2 separate regions of the Homo sapiens genome follow, and region 1 is linked to region 2. The links are chromatin contacts, found by Hi-C or POLR2A ChIA-PET in ENCODE. All regions are on one chromosome and are shown on one strand. Each heading gives the region's core, a stretch centred on a gene start or an enhancer-like site at or near the end of the contact. The rest is flanking DNA. Distances are from core to core; before and after follow the strand shown. Region 1 overlaps VGLL4 (vestigial like family member 4). Region 2 has its middle 75 kb from the start of TAMM41.

What was found. A loop is a pair of places that touch in the nucleus more often than their neighbours do. ChIA-PET counts read pairs that join two places held with the same protein, here RNA polymerase II (POLR2A). Pooled maps may share reads with other maps.
Region 1: a pooled map shows a loop between it and region 2 (7-fold over the local background). The contact joins two enhancer-like sites. A Hi-C loop is called at or near these places in 7 of 50 pooled maps. POLR2A ChIA-PET finds 5 or more read pairs at or near these places in 3 of 52 experiments (PC-9, activated CD4-positive, alpha-beta memory T cell and activated T-cell).

The regions. Positions count from the first base shown.
Region 1 is chr3:11,620,115-11,626,527 of GRCh38, forward strand. All of the region lies in intron 1 of VGLL4 (vestigial like family member 4), which reads right to left. Among named protein-coding and RNA genes, the nearest start is that of VGLL4, 21 kb to the right of the region's middle. RefSeq lists an enhancer at 4,342-4,391. Within about 2 kb of position 4,782, at least 4 of the 41 ENCODE cell types and tissues checked have a DNase peak (open chromatin) inside an H3K27ac peak, as active enhancers do.
Region 2 is chr3:11,768,282-11,774,680 of GRCh38, forward strand. It overlaps a transcript of TAMM41 not described here. Among named protein-coding and RNA genes, the nearest start is that of TAMM41, 75 kb to the right of the region's middle. RefSeq lists an enhancer at 6,074-6,368. Within about 2 kb of position 2,715, at least 15 of the 41 ENCODE cell types and tissues checked have a DNase peak (open chromatin) inside an H3K27ac peak, as active enhancers do.

The DNA.
Region 1 (6,413 bases), core at 3,532-6,031, 150 kb before region 2:
GAATTCATTTCGTACTCCTATTTACCTGTGAAGTAGGCACTATCATTAGTTTCATTTTCAGGAGGAAATGGTCACCAAAAGTGGCTCAGCAACTTGCCCAAGGTCACAGCTAGAAATAGGAAAGACTGGATTTACACCCAAAGGTCTGGCCCCAGGGACTATGTTTCCAACTCCTATACCACTCGGAGAGGTTTCACAGAGCAGATGGTGAAGGGTCAGCAGGAGTGGCCCAGTGAACAAAATCCTGCAAGGTCGGCACAGCCTGAGGGGGCAACAGCACAGCACCCCTGAGCCAGCAGGGTGAGGGCAAGGGTGAAGAGCAGCAAAAGGTGCCGGAGGGCAGGGTGAGCCTTGGTCATCCAAAGGCGTTAGCACCCCAGGGCCGCTAAAGTAAACATTGATCATACGTAAAACCTTTGCTTGCACCTCTTCCAATCAGACCTGCCACTACCAAAACTCTCCTTCTCTATGGAAATTCCAGAGCTACCTTTTCTACTGAGCCACGCTAAATAAAGAGCTGGGACTTACTTCGCGGAAAATTTGGGAGCCAATGACAACATTCAGGCTGGACAACAATAAATTCACAACTCCCCTTGGCCATCTCTGTCCTGGGCCCTTGCTGACCGGCTCCACCTGGAATTCCATCCCCTCCTTCCCTCTCACCCCCAGGACCCGACCGTCCCACCCTGTGTGCACATATCATGCTCTGTAAAGATCATCTGAATGTACACGTAGGATGTCAGTTTGCTTCTTGTAAGATAGCTAGTACTGATTATAAAGAAAACAACAATTCCAGATTGTCAGCTCCTCAAGAAGGGCCCTGGGTGGGGTGTCCAGAGAGCAGCAGTGAATGCCCCTTACCACCAGACACAAAGCCTGGCACTCAGGTGTTCTCTGAATGACCGATAGGTGCCATTAGTAAGATTTATAATTGAGCTAATACTTTGCACAATATTTTAATGTAAGCAAATGCACACACACAAAGAACTTTGCAAAGAATGGAATGAATGGAGCAACAATATTCTCCACATTAAGTCTCCAACTTTTATAATAGCTTTATTGACATATAATTCACATGCCATATAATTCACCCATTAAAGTGTCTGACTCAATGTGTTTATAATTGTGGGGCTGTGCAACAATCACCATGATCTAATTTTAGGACATTTCTTCACCCCGAAAAGAAACCCATACCCATTAGCAGTCACTCCCCATATTCTCCTCTCTCCAATGCCTAGCAACCACTAACCTACTTTCTGTCTCTATAGACTTGCCGATTCCAGACATCTCATATAAACTCAATCATATAATGATTTGGTGTCTTTTGTGTCTGGTTCTTTCACTCATAATGTTTTAAAAGTTCATCCATGTTGTAACGTATGTCAGTACTATATTTCTTCATATTGCCAAATAATATTTCATCGTATGGAGAAACCGCATTTTATCCATTCATCAGCTGATGGGTATTTGGATTGCTTCTACTTTTTGGCTATTATAAATAATACTTCTATGGACATTTGTGGACAGATTTTTACAGGGATGTTTTCAATTCTCCAGTATGTACCTAGGAGTAGAATTGCTGGGTCAAATGGTAACTCTATGTTTAACATTTCGAGCAACTGCAAAACTGTTTCCAAAACAGCTACACCATTTTACATTCCCACCAGCAACGTATGAGGCATTCCAATTTCTCCACATCCTCACCAACACTTGTTATTGTCTTTTTTATTTCAACCATCCATAGTAGGCAGACCTCACTGTGGTTTTGATTTTCATTTTCCTAATGATGTTGAGCATATTTTTCTGCAATTCTTGGCCATTTATCTTCTTTGGAGAATTGTCTATTCAAATCCTTTGCCCATTTTTAAATAAGATTATCTGCCTTTGTACTGTTGAGATGTAAGAGTTCTATACATCTCAATACAGGTCCCTTCTCAGACACATGATTTATAAAAATATTTTCCCATTCTATGAGTTGTCTTTTCCTTCAAATCTATTATTATAGTTACCTACAGCCTTCAGAGGTACCAACAAGAAACCTTTACAAAAACCTAACCTTCATCTTACATCTTTTACAAAGCTTACGAATTTGATTACAAATGTTCTTCTAAATGCCATTATCTTCCCATCCGGTTTCTTGATAAGCCAGCCTATGCTGAAGCCCCAGCCATTGCTAGATACCCACCACCGATAGCTGGGTAGCAAACTCCTGGATAATAAATAACAGTGATATTTACCACTGACATTCTGGCATTTCAGAAATTCAATCTGTCTTCCCAATGCCTTATTTTAATGGTTTTTACAAAAAAAAAAAAATCATACTATTACTAGATGGCAGAACCTAATGTGTGTTTGGCCAGCCTATTTTCTTTAAAGCCATGCTGACAATGATTGTTAAAACTGCTCCCATGCTAGAATGCTCCTCAATTGTTTCCGTCTTGACACAAGGTCAATGGGGACTAGAGTAATGAAGAAATAAAGCAAAACTGAAACATTTTAATTTGGGGTCTACAAGACTATATTAACTTCTAGCAAATTAAATGGATGAGTGGTTTGCAGCCACTGACATTTATATTTCACGATTAGTTCTCTAGGCCCCTTATTCTCTCTGCGCCATTAACCTTTAGGGTGTAGCTCTTTGTCAGTCTCACTTCAATTATGCTTTCGAGGGATTATAGAATTAGCAATTCCAGTTTTGATGGCACGAGCTCTGTCAAATCAGAGAGACAGATGTGAGCTCATGTAACTGAGAGGCTTCCATCTGTTGGACTGAGAACTGAAACCTGGAAAGGCTCTTGTATTTCCTTTCTTACGCTTCCTTGGGCTGTTCCAGCTTGGAATTACCCATTTACTTACATACTTGGTATTTGAGCAAATATCTTAAATAGCTGAGGTAGCAACCTTTCTTGCCAAAGGTGGATGGCTACTCACCATCCACCTTTTAGTTATGGATTCCAATGCTGGTGACAGAGGAGAAAGTGATGTCACCTCATACATATCCAAATCCTAGCATCCACAGGAACCCACACAGAATCAAAGCCCCTCACTAAGTTAACAGGTCATCCACTGGGATCACATCAAGGCTCTGTCGACTGGCTGGAAGGAACAGAAGGAAGAGCCCATGGAACAGAAGCAGCAAAGGATTTTATTTTCAGCAGAGTGAAAATTAGGTGTTGTATACTAAAGAGAAATTAGTCATCCTTTGGTATATATACTCAGGGGATTGGTTCCAGGAATCCCACCAATGGCAAAATCCACACATACCCAAGTCTCAAAGTCCACTCTGCAGAGCCCGCTTATAGGAGAAGCTGGGCCTCTACACACATGGGTTTCACATCCTGCAATATTTTCTGTCTGCAATTGGTTGAAAAAAAATCCTGAGTCGAAGTGGACCCTCGAAGTTCAGATGGTATTGTTCAAGGGTCAGCTGTGTATTCTTTCTGTCAGGGTTTTCTGTAAGTTGGGAATGCTGAAAATTTCTACAACTGTCTAGGTCTAACTGTCTGCAGGTGACAAATGTATTTCTGAAAATTAGATAGTAAATTAAACCTGATCGTGATTTAAAGGCTCTGCTGAGCTCATATGTAAAGCAAAAGTGGTTCTCAGTTTAATTTCACCAATCTGTGAAAATTTTCTTTTTTTTTTTTTGAGTCAGGATCTCTGTCACCTAGGTTGGAGTGCAGTGGTGCCATCATAATTCATTGCAGCCTCAACCTCCCAGGCTCAAGTGATCCTCCCACCTCAACCTCCCGAGCAGCTGGGACTACAAGTGCCCTCCACCACGCTTGGTTAATTTTTTGTATTTTTTGTAGAGATGGGGTTTTACCATGTTGCCCAGGCTGGTCTCGAACTCCTGGGCTCAAGTGATCCTCCCACCTCTGTCTCCCAAAGTGCTGGGATTACAGGCATGAGCCACAGCACCGGGGCAAATTTTCCTTATTGTTTTTCATCCAGCCACTCCTATTTCATGTCTAGTACAATGCTTTCCAAAGTGAGTTCCTGGATGACCTACGTCAGAATCACCTAAAAGACTTATTTAAAACACATATTCCTAGGTCTGGCTCCAGTCCTAATAAAAAGTTGTCCAGGGACCCCCACGATATGTCATTTTAGCGTGCCCCAAGAGGTGTCTCTTCTCATGCCTCTTCCACTTTCACAACTGATCAATACCAAGATCAGCCAACACCACATCAGACATTTCTAAGGACGTGTCAGCAGTGACGTGGCACATGGGAGAACTGATGATGTATCTCAGTACTCACATCCACTCAGGAAATGCCTGATGAACGAGTTTCAGAAAGCAAGATTTAGGCCGTCCTGGTTACCTCCTGCCAGCACTAACACGTGAAACAGCTCAAGACCAGCTTTAGGAGGGCTCACCTCTATTTTCAAATAATGACGTCTTTCTCTAATTTTTTTTTTAATGTTTGCCTCTTGAGAGATCAGGGACTTCATTAAGTAACCCTCCCATGCCTCAGTTTCCCCATATGGAAAATAGCTATACTATCTGCTGCCTTCTATTCCTATAAGGCATACAGTCATATACTTCCTATTTGTCTTTTGCACAACAAAACAACTCATTCCCCAAAAGCTTTGAATTAGGCTTGCAAACATAGTCCTTAACTACCAAACTGTAAATTTCTCAAAGTCTAGAAAAATGAGAGGGGCAAGGAAAGAAACAAAAAGAAACTTAGGCTTAACTGTACCAGCTAGTCTCAACTTGATCCGAAGGAACACTGCTAGCATTCTCTCAGCTAGCTTCTCACGATTACATTTAAAACCACCACAAAGCCACCACGATCACGCTCTGAGAGGCCGCCGCAGGTAAACAGAGGGATAGGGTAGGAACAGCCCAGCATAACTGACAATGCTCTTTAGGGGATCTGCAGATCTGCCTTCTCAAACATCTCATTTCACTTCATGAATATTTACAAAATATTTGCAAAAGAAGAACTAAGGCAATGAACATGTCCAGAAAGAACCACATGCTAACTTCTAAAGGTTTCTCTCTCCAAAAATTCAGTAGTGCCAGAGGCCTGTTCTTTTGTCCCAGGTTGTTTTTCAAGTGCTACCTCATGACAGAATGGATCACTCATAATAACTAGATGTTAGCATCTGTGTCACATAATTCATCTCTGGCAGTCCACTTCTTTTAAATCCTAATAGTAGGCCTCCTAAATAGGATTGCTAGCATTTGGCATCTCATTTGCCTCTATGACAACAAAACTCTAGAAGACGTAGTTTATAATACATTATGGTTTCAGCTGAATGACATTTGGTTCTAAGGTCTTTGAAAGTACAAGTTTGAAAATGCCAAATTTTATCTATATCCATATCTATAGCTCCATCTGAAATTAGACAGATTACCAAACAGAAAATGTCACTCAGATTCTAAAAATAAACCATGCTATTGCTCCAGACAGGTTACACCAGAGGGTTAGGACCATGACATTTTGCTGGGGTTCAAGTGCAAATCAGCAAACAAAATGGCATGTTTTTCTCTTCCTTTTTCACAGCTAAAGATTAGTGAAGGCAGCATTGTAGTCTGTGTAACTGCTCAACCCAACCTTTATCCAGGAGCTAGTATTGCTTCTTTAAAAACATTTTTTTTTTTTGTAAATAAAATGTGGTACAGCCATACAAGGAACTACTACTCAGCAATAAAAAGGAATGAAGTAACAAAAGACCAAATATTGTATTATTCCATTTATATGAAATGCCCAGAATAAGCAGATCTATATAGACAGAAAGTAGATCTGTGGCTGCCAGGGACCAGCAGGACGGGGGAATGGAGAGTGAAACGGGTCAAGGTTTCTTCCGGGAGTGATGAAAATGTTCTAAACTTTGATCCCAGTGATAACTGTACAACTCTGTGAATATATTAAATACCATTAAATTGTATAATTTAAACGAATGAATGGCATGGTGTACGAATTATATCTCAGCAAAGCTGTTAAAAATCTTAACTTAAAGAAACTATCATCTTTTAAAAGCTATAGCAGAAAGAGAGCCAGCACTGGAGAGAGTAAATATGGTGGCTTTTCACCTTTCCAAGAATCTCAATGAGCCCTGGGCATTGCAAAAATTAGTCAAGCAACTGTCACAACTGCAGTGGTAACCAAATACGGAAGCTGAATCAAATACGGAAAGGAAATTCTTTTGAACTCAAAGACACAACCTTTCCAAAAAAATACACTGCAAGCACACAAACAGACCACACAAAGTCAAAACAAAACAAGTACCTGTGTGGGTGGAAATGTATCCAAGTGCCACTCTTTTCTTCAAGTCTTTCATTCTCCTCTTATTACTTCAAAGATAAGCCCTGGATGGGCAGGAACTAAGTTGTTTTGGTTTTTTCTCATGACACAAAAGATCTGGCAGAGCTGGAGATTTCATTACCTTGAAAGGCAGTA
Region 2 (6,399 bases), core at 1,465-3,964:
ATGTGCCAGCATACTAGGCTAATTTTAAAAATTATTTGTAGAGATGGGGTCTCCCTATATTGCCCAGGCTGGTCTCAAACTCCTGGGTTCAAGTAATCCTCCTGCCTTAGCCTCCCAAAGTGTTTGGATTACAGGCGTGAGCCACTGCACCCAGCCAAATCCTTTTTAAAGTCGTGAATGTACTTGATGACAAAGTGAATGTGACAAGGTATTTCCCACAATTTTATGTTAGAATAGAAGAAAAACATATGTTTTATGCAATTACATACTCACTCATTCATTTTCCAAGTACCTATGCTATTCCAGACACCAGGAAATTTAGAGAAGAAGGAGAAACCAGTTAGTTGATTATCAGAAATGGCATAGACAAGATGTTATAGTCCTCCTGGCACTTTTGTAACAGTCTGCTTCTGACTTATCCAAATGGTTCAGCTCCATTCCTGGCAGGGCAGAAAAGGCAATGAGACAAGGTTCCTGATTTCCAGTAGCTCACTATCTAGTGGGAGAGAGAAACACATAAATATGTCATTGCGGTCGCAGATGGTTATCTACCCACAGAGCTTAGGAGCACAGTGGAGGGAGCAGGTAATTCTGCTAGGCACCTAGAAGGGGTGCAGGAGGAGGTGACATTTGAATTTGGTCTTAAGAGATATTCAGACATTTGACAGATGGTGAAAGGAGAAGGACATTCTAGCCATCAGGCACGGCCTGGTCAAGGGCATGGCTGAGGATGTGAGAGCCGAGGGTGAGCAGAGACAGAGGGTGGAGGGGAGGAGTGGAAGGGAGTGGACCACGTCATGAAGAGCCTCACTAAGGAGCATCCATCTACAAACAGTCTCACTCTGCGCCCAGGCTGGAGTGCTGTGGTGTGATCTTGGCTCACTGCAACCTCTAACCTGACGGGTTCAAGCGATTCTCCTGCGTCAGCCTCCTGAGTAGCTGGGATTACAGGTGTGTGCCACCACGCACAGCTAATTTTTGTATTTTTAGTAAAGATGGGGTTTCACCATGTTGGCCAGACTTGTCTTGAACTCCTAACCTCAAATAATCCATCTGCCTTGGCCTCCCAAGAGATTTTTTTTTTTTTTTTTTTTGTAAGCAGAAGAGTGGTGTGGTTCGATCTGAGGTTTAAGAGATCACTCACAGGCAGCCAGTTGGATGGATTAAGGGGTCAGCAGGCCAAAGGGTAAATATTTGTGGCCTTGTGGACCACACAGTCTTTGTTACAACTTCTCAACTCTGCTGCTGTAGTGTGAAAGCAGCCATAAGACAATACATTTAAGTATTTCATTTAAGAAAGAACCCGGCTGTGTTCTAATGCACATGTATTTACAAAGCCAGGAGGTATGGATCTGTCCTGAGGACCATCATTTACCAACTCCTATATTAGACTAAGGTGGGAATGAAGGCAAGGAGACCACTGACTATGTGGAAATTCTCTCATGAATGGAGAAAATCAGAATGGGGTGAGGGAAGTGCAACCAAGGCAGAGGGTATCTTTCAGCCTCAAGAGGAGTCAGGTCCTCTACCTCGGCTGTGCTGGAAAGTGTGACTACACGCCTCACGGCCCAGCTCGCATTTCCTACAAAGCAGGCAGAACACCTAGTTATGCAAAGAGCATCACTCACAGCCACTGCAGCCACCTGGGAGGTGTGGAGCTTCTATCTGTGACAAGCCTGCCAAGGAACTCACAGGCCCAGGCAAGGAGAAGCCTAGAAAACAAGGTAGAAAGTCTTGGAAAAGCCTCATTTGGTCTGCGATGTAAGAAAACTTGATTCCAGTTAATTGAGGTAAAGAAGAATTGGTTCAATCTCATAGAATCCACAGGGGAGATGTGTGATTGGTCCCGCACTCTAAGAGCTGGAGAGCGAGAAGCAGGTGCCTCTTCTGGCCTCTGTGGGGCTGCACAGACTCTGTCTCCGTCTCTTCTGCAAAATTGGCATCCATGTGTGGACTGCTCATCAGTCAGTGTGGGGTGGAGACACAGAGAAAGTTCAGGAGTACATAAGTGGCCCCATAAAAACATGCACCCTACCACTACCCTGGAGGGCAGCTGACCGGGGGTGTCTGGTCCAGCCTCTCTAACAACTCCTGCACCTCTCTGTCCAAGCCCCTTCCCCTTGCTGGGCAAAATAAAGGGGGCAGTTTCGATCACTGGCTCTCAACTGGGATTTCTCCCAAAGTAGTAATGAGGTCGACTTGCAAGCATTTTTGGCTTTCAAAAAGCCATTTAAAATGCTCTGCTTGCTGATGAAAGCTGTGGTTTCTTTGCTCTCGGCTACGATTCTGTCAACTCAGGGTAGTAACACTGCTGAGCGCGTGCTGATCTGAAGCTCTGATTGGCTGCTGGTGACATAATAGGAAGGTCAGGAACGATTGGCTGGCAGCTGAGACCGGCTGAGCCACATACCAGGAAGGTGTGTTGGGCGTGAACAGAGCACGCTTAGAGCAGGAACAGAAGTACGAGCGACAGCCTACCAACATCCTTCAAGCATGGGGGCAGGGGAGGCATGTGTTAAATAACAGAGTCTTCAAGATAGTGAAAACTATGCATCATTTCTAGGGTCCTCTTTTGTGTAGCTCCTGTCTCCCCCTAGTCCCAGGTGTCTCTCCCCAGAGGGCTGGAGGGCCAGGCCAGGCTCGCAGACAAGTGGGTACATGTACCCCCTTCACTCCCAGTTCCCTCCTCTCTGCCCAGACCTGCTCTCCGCAGCCCTGAGGCGGGCAGCTGGTCCACCCTTCTCCCCTGCAGTTCTCTCTAGGCTTAGGACCCAGGTCCCTCCCTGCTCTAGGTGGTCTGGATGTCAGCATCTCAAGCTGCGGCCTCAGGCAGCAACAGGCACGCCCTTTATGAATTATCTGAGCAGAGCACAGCCACAGTGGGAGGAATAAAAATAACAAGAAACACAAAAGGTGCCTCCTTGAACAGGAAGAGACACTAGGGATGGGGGACTGGCTCACCTGGTGAGTCACCCTGCGTTCCCTCTTCTTGGCTGGCTATCAAAAGAGAAGAGAACACAGGCAATAACCTGTGGCCTCCAGGGACGGGCTGGGCGTTTTAGAAAGGCCCTGGGTTTGCAGAAGAGAACAGCACGCATGGTGGGGAGGCTGCTGGAGGTTGGGATTCTACGTCTGGCTCATGGCAAACCTGATGGATGACTTTGGGCTCTTTTCAGAGTCTCTGTTGCCTCATTTGTTTGTTTGTTTTTGAGACGGATTATTTATTTATTTGAGTCGGAGTTTTGCTTTTTGTCGCCCAGGCTGGAGTACAGTGGCCAGATTTGTTTGTTTGTTTTTGAGATGGATTATTTATTTTTGAGACAGAGTTTAGCTCTTTGTTGCCCAGGCTGGAGTGCAGTGGTGTGATCTCTGCTCACTGCAACCTCCGCCTCCCAGGTTCAAGCGATTCTCCTGTCTCAGCCTCCCAAGTAGCTGGGATTACAGGCGCCCGCCACCACGCCCGGCTAATTTTTGTATTTTTAGTAGAGATGGGGTTTCACCATGTTTGCCAGGCTGGTATCAAACTCCTGACCTCAGGTGATCGACCCACCTCGGCCTCCCAAAGTGTTGGGATTACAGGCGTGAGCCACCACGCCCGGCCTGTTTATTTATTTTTAATTTTAAAAAGTTTATATATTTAAGGGGTACAGGTTCATTTTTCTTACATGTGTATATTGTGTAGTGGTGTACCCATCATCACCCAAATAGTGAACACTTTACCCAACAGGTGATTTTCCAACCCTCACCCCCTCCCACTTTTTATAGTCTCCAGTGTCTGTTTTTCTTTTTCTTTTTTTCTTTTTTTTTGAGACAGAATCGCTCTCTGTTGCCTAGGCTGGAGTGCAGTTGTGCAATCTCAGCTCACTGTAAACTCCACCTCCCAGGTTCATGCCATTCTCCTGCCTCAGCCTCCGGACTAGCTGGGACTACAGGCGCCTGCCACCACAGCTGGCTAATTTTTTTTTTTTTTTTTGTAGTTTTAGTAGAGACGGGCTTTCACCGTGTTAGCCAGGATGGTCTTCATCTCCTGACCTCGTGATCCGCCCTCCTTGGCCTCCCAAAGTGCTGGGATGGCAGGCGTGAGCCACCGTGCCCAGCCCAGTGTCTGTTTTTCTACTCTGTGTGTTCATATGTACCTATTGTTTAGCTGTCACAAGTGACAACAAGCGGTATCTAGCTGTTTCGGAGTTATTTCACTTAGGATAATGGCCTCCAGTTCCATGTTGCTGCAAAAGACGTGATTTCATTCTTTTTTTTAATGGCTGAGTATATCCATGGTGTGTGTATGTATCACATTTTCTTTATCTGATCCTTGGTTGATGGACAGTATATCTGTGCGATTGTGAACAGTGCTGTCATAAACACATGAGTGCATGCATCTTTTCCCTTTGGGTAGATACCCAGTAAAGGGATTGGAGTCTAATGGTAGTTCTATTTTTAGTTCTTTGAGAAATCCCCATAATGTTTTTCATAGAGTTGTCCTCCTTTATTAAGCCTCCTATTCAGGGTGAGGCACTGTGCCAGGGGCTCTACATACATTGATGCTAATCTTGAGAATCATCCTGCCAAGTAGGGTCTTTATCGTCTCCATCTTAAAGAACAGGAGGCAGTTCCGAGAGATTAAGTAACTTGCCTGCTGTCACACGGTATACTCTTGATTCAAACTCAGGTCTTTCTTTCTCTCTCTTTTTTTGGAATGGAGTCTAGCTCTGTTGCCCAGGTTGGAGTGCAGTGGTGCGATCACAGCTCACTGCAACCTTCGCCTCCCGGGTTCAAGCAATTCTCCTGCCTCATCCTCCCGAGTAGCTGGGATTACAGGCACACACCACCATGTCCAGCTAATTTTTATATTTTTAGTAGAGTTGGGGTTTCACCATATGGGACAGGCTGGTCTCAAACTCCTAACCTCAAGTGATTCACCTGCCTCAGCTTCCCAAAGTGCTGGGATTACAGGTGTGAGCCACCATCCCTGGCCAAACCCAGGTCTTTTTGATTCCAAAGCCCCCAAGTATTGCTTATTTTATTTTTGATTTGCTTAAAAAAAAAAAAGCTAGTTAATGACTAGCACTTTGTGAACTATTTTTCTCCCAACATTTTTAATTTTTTATAAAATTTAAAAAATAGAGGTGGGGTCTCGCTATTTTGGCCAGGTTGGTCTTGAACTCCTGGCCTCAAACAGTCCTCTTGCCTTGGCTTCCAAAAGTGCTAGGATTACAGGCGTGAGCCACCGTGCCCAGCCCCACCCCGACATTTTCTTTTTTGACTACCATCAAGTACTAGCAGAACATCCAGACCTGTTGGCAAACAAGCAGTAATGGAGACACTTGGAAACTTGACCCTGAGTAGCTCAACAGCTTGTTTTCTCCATGAGCCAGTAGGCTTCTAGCTGTGATTTCATTAATTTATAACAGTATGCACATTTAATTAAGCAGAATGTTTCTTGCCCAACCTAGATGCTAAATCCATCAATGTGTTATGAGCTAAATTGTGGTTCATACAATGAGAAATAGAAAAGTCAGTGTTGGGGGCCGGGTGCGGTGGCTCAGCCTGTAATCCCAGCACTTTGGGAAGCTGAGGTGGGTGGATCACCTGAGGTCAGGAGTTCAAGACCAGCCTGGCCAACATGGCGAAACCTCGTCTCTACTAAAAATACAAAAATTAGCAGGGCATGGTGGTGCATGCCTGTAATCCCAGTTACTTGGGAGGCTGAGGCAGGAGAATCACTTGAACCAGGAAGGAGAGGTTGCAGTGAGCCAAGATCATGCCACTGTACTCCAGCCTGGGAGACAGAGCAAGACTCCATCTCAAAAAAACCAAAACAAAACAAACAAAAAAGAAAAGTCAGTGTTTCATCATCTTATGCAAAGGAAGCTATAATTTCCAGGTGTTCTGCCACCTACAACAGGTTTGAGCACTCTTGTTCTCCGACTCTATGAACGCACACTTTGTGCACAGGAAAACTTCCTGGATAAAACAGAGCCAGGCAGAGCTCTCTCACCACTGTAGAATGAAAGTTGCTTTCTTTGCTTCCTTGGGAATCAGAAAGGTGCTCTGCCCCTTTCTATGTGCACCTGGAAAGTTCTCCATCAAACCAAGCTGACAGGGAGGCTCTCCAGCCTGCCAATAAGAGCAGTGACTGAGTGCCAGAGGGACTGTTACCTAGATGGCCAGGCTAGCCCAAGATGGACAGAAGAGGGAGCACTTTCCGTAAAACAGCCACATGTCACAGGCCCCAGCTGCCGCCTGCAATCCTCTGGCTCCCAAGACTGCCCAGGGCCCTACTGCTCTCCCTGGGAGGTTTGTCTTGGTCTATTTGGGTTGCTATAACAAAATGCCATAGACTGGGTGGCTTATAAACAACAGAAATGTATTTCTCAGTCTGCAGGCTGGGAAGTCTGA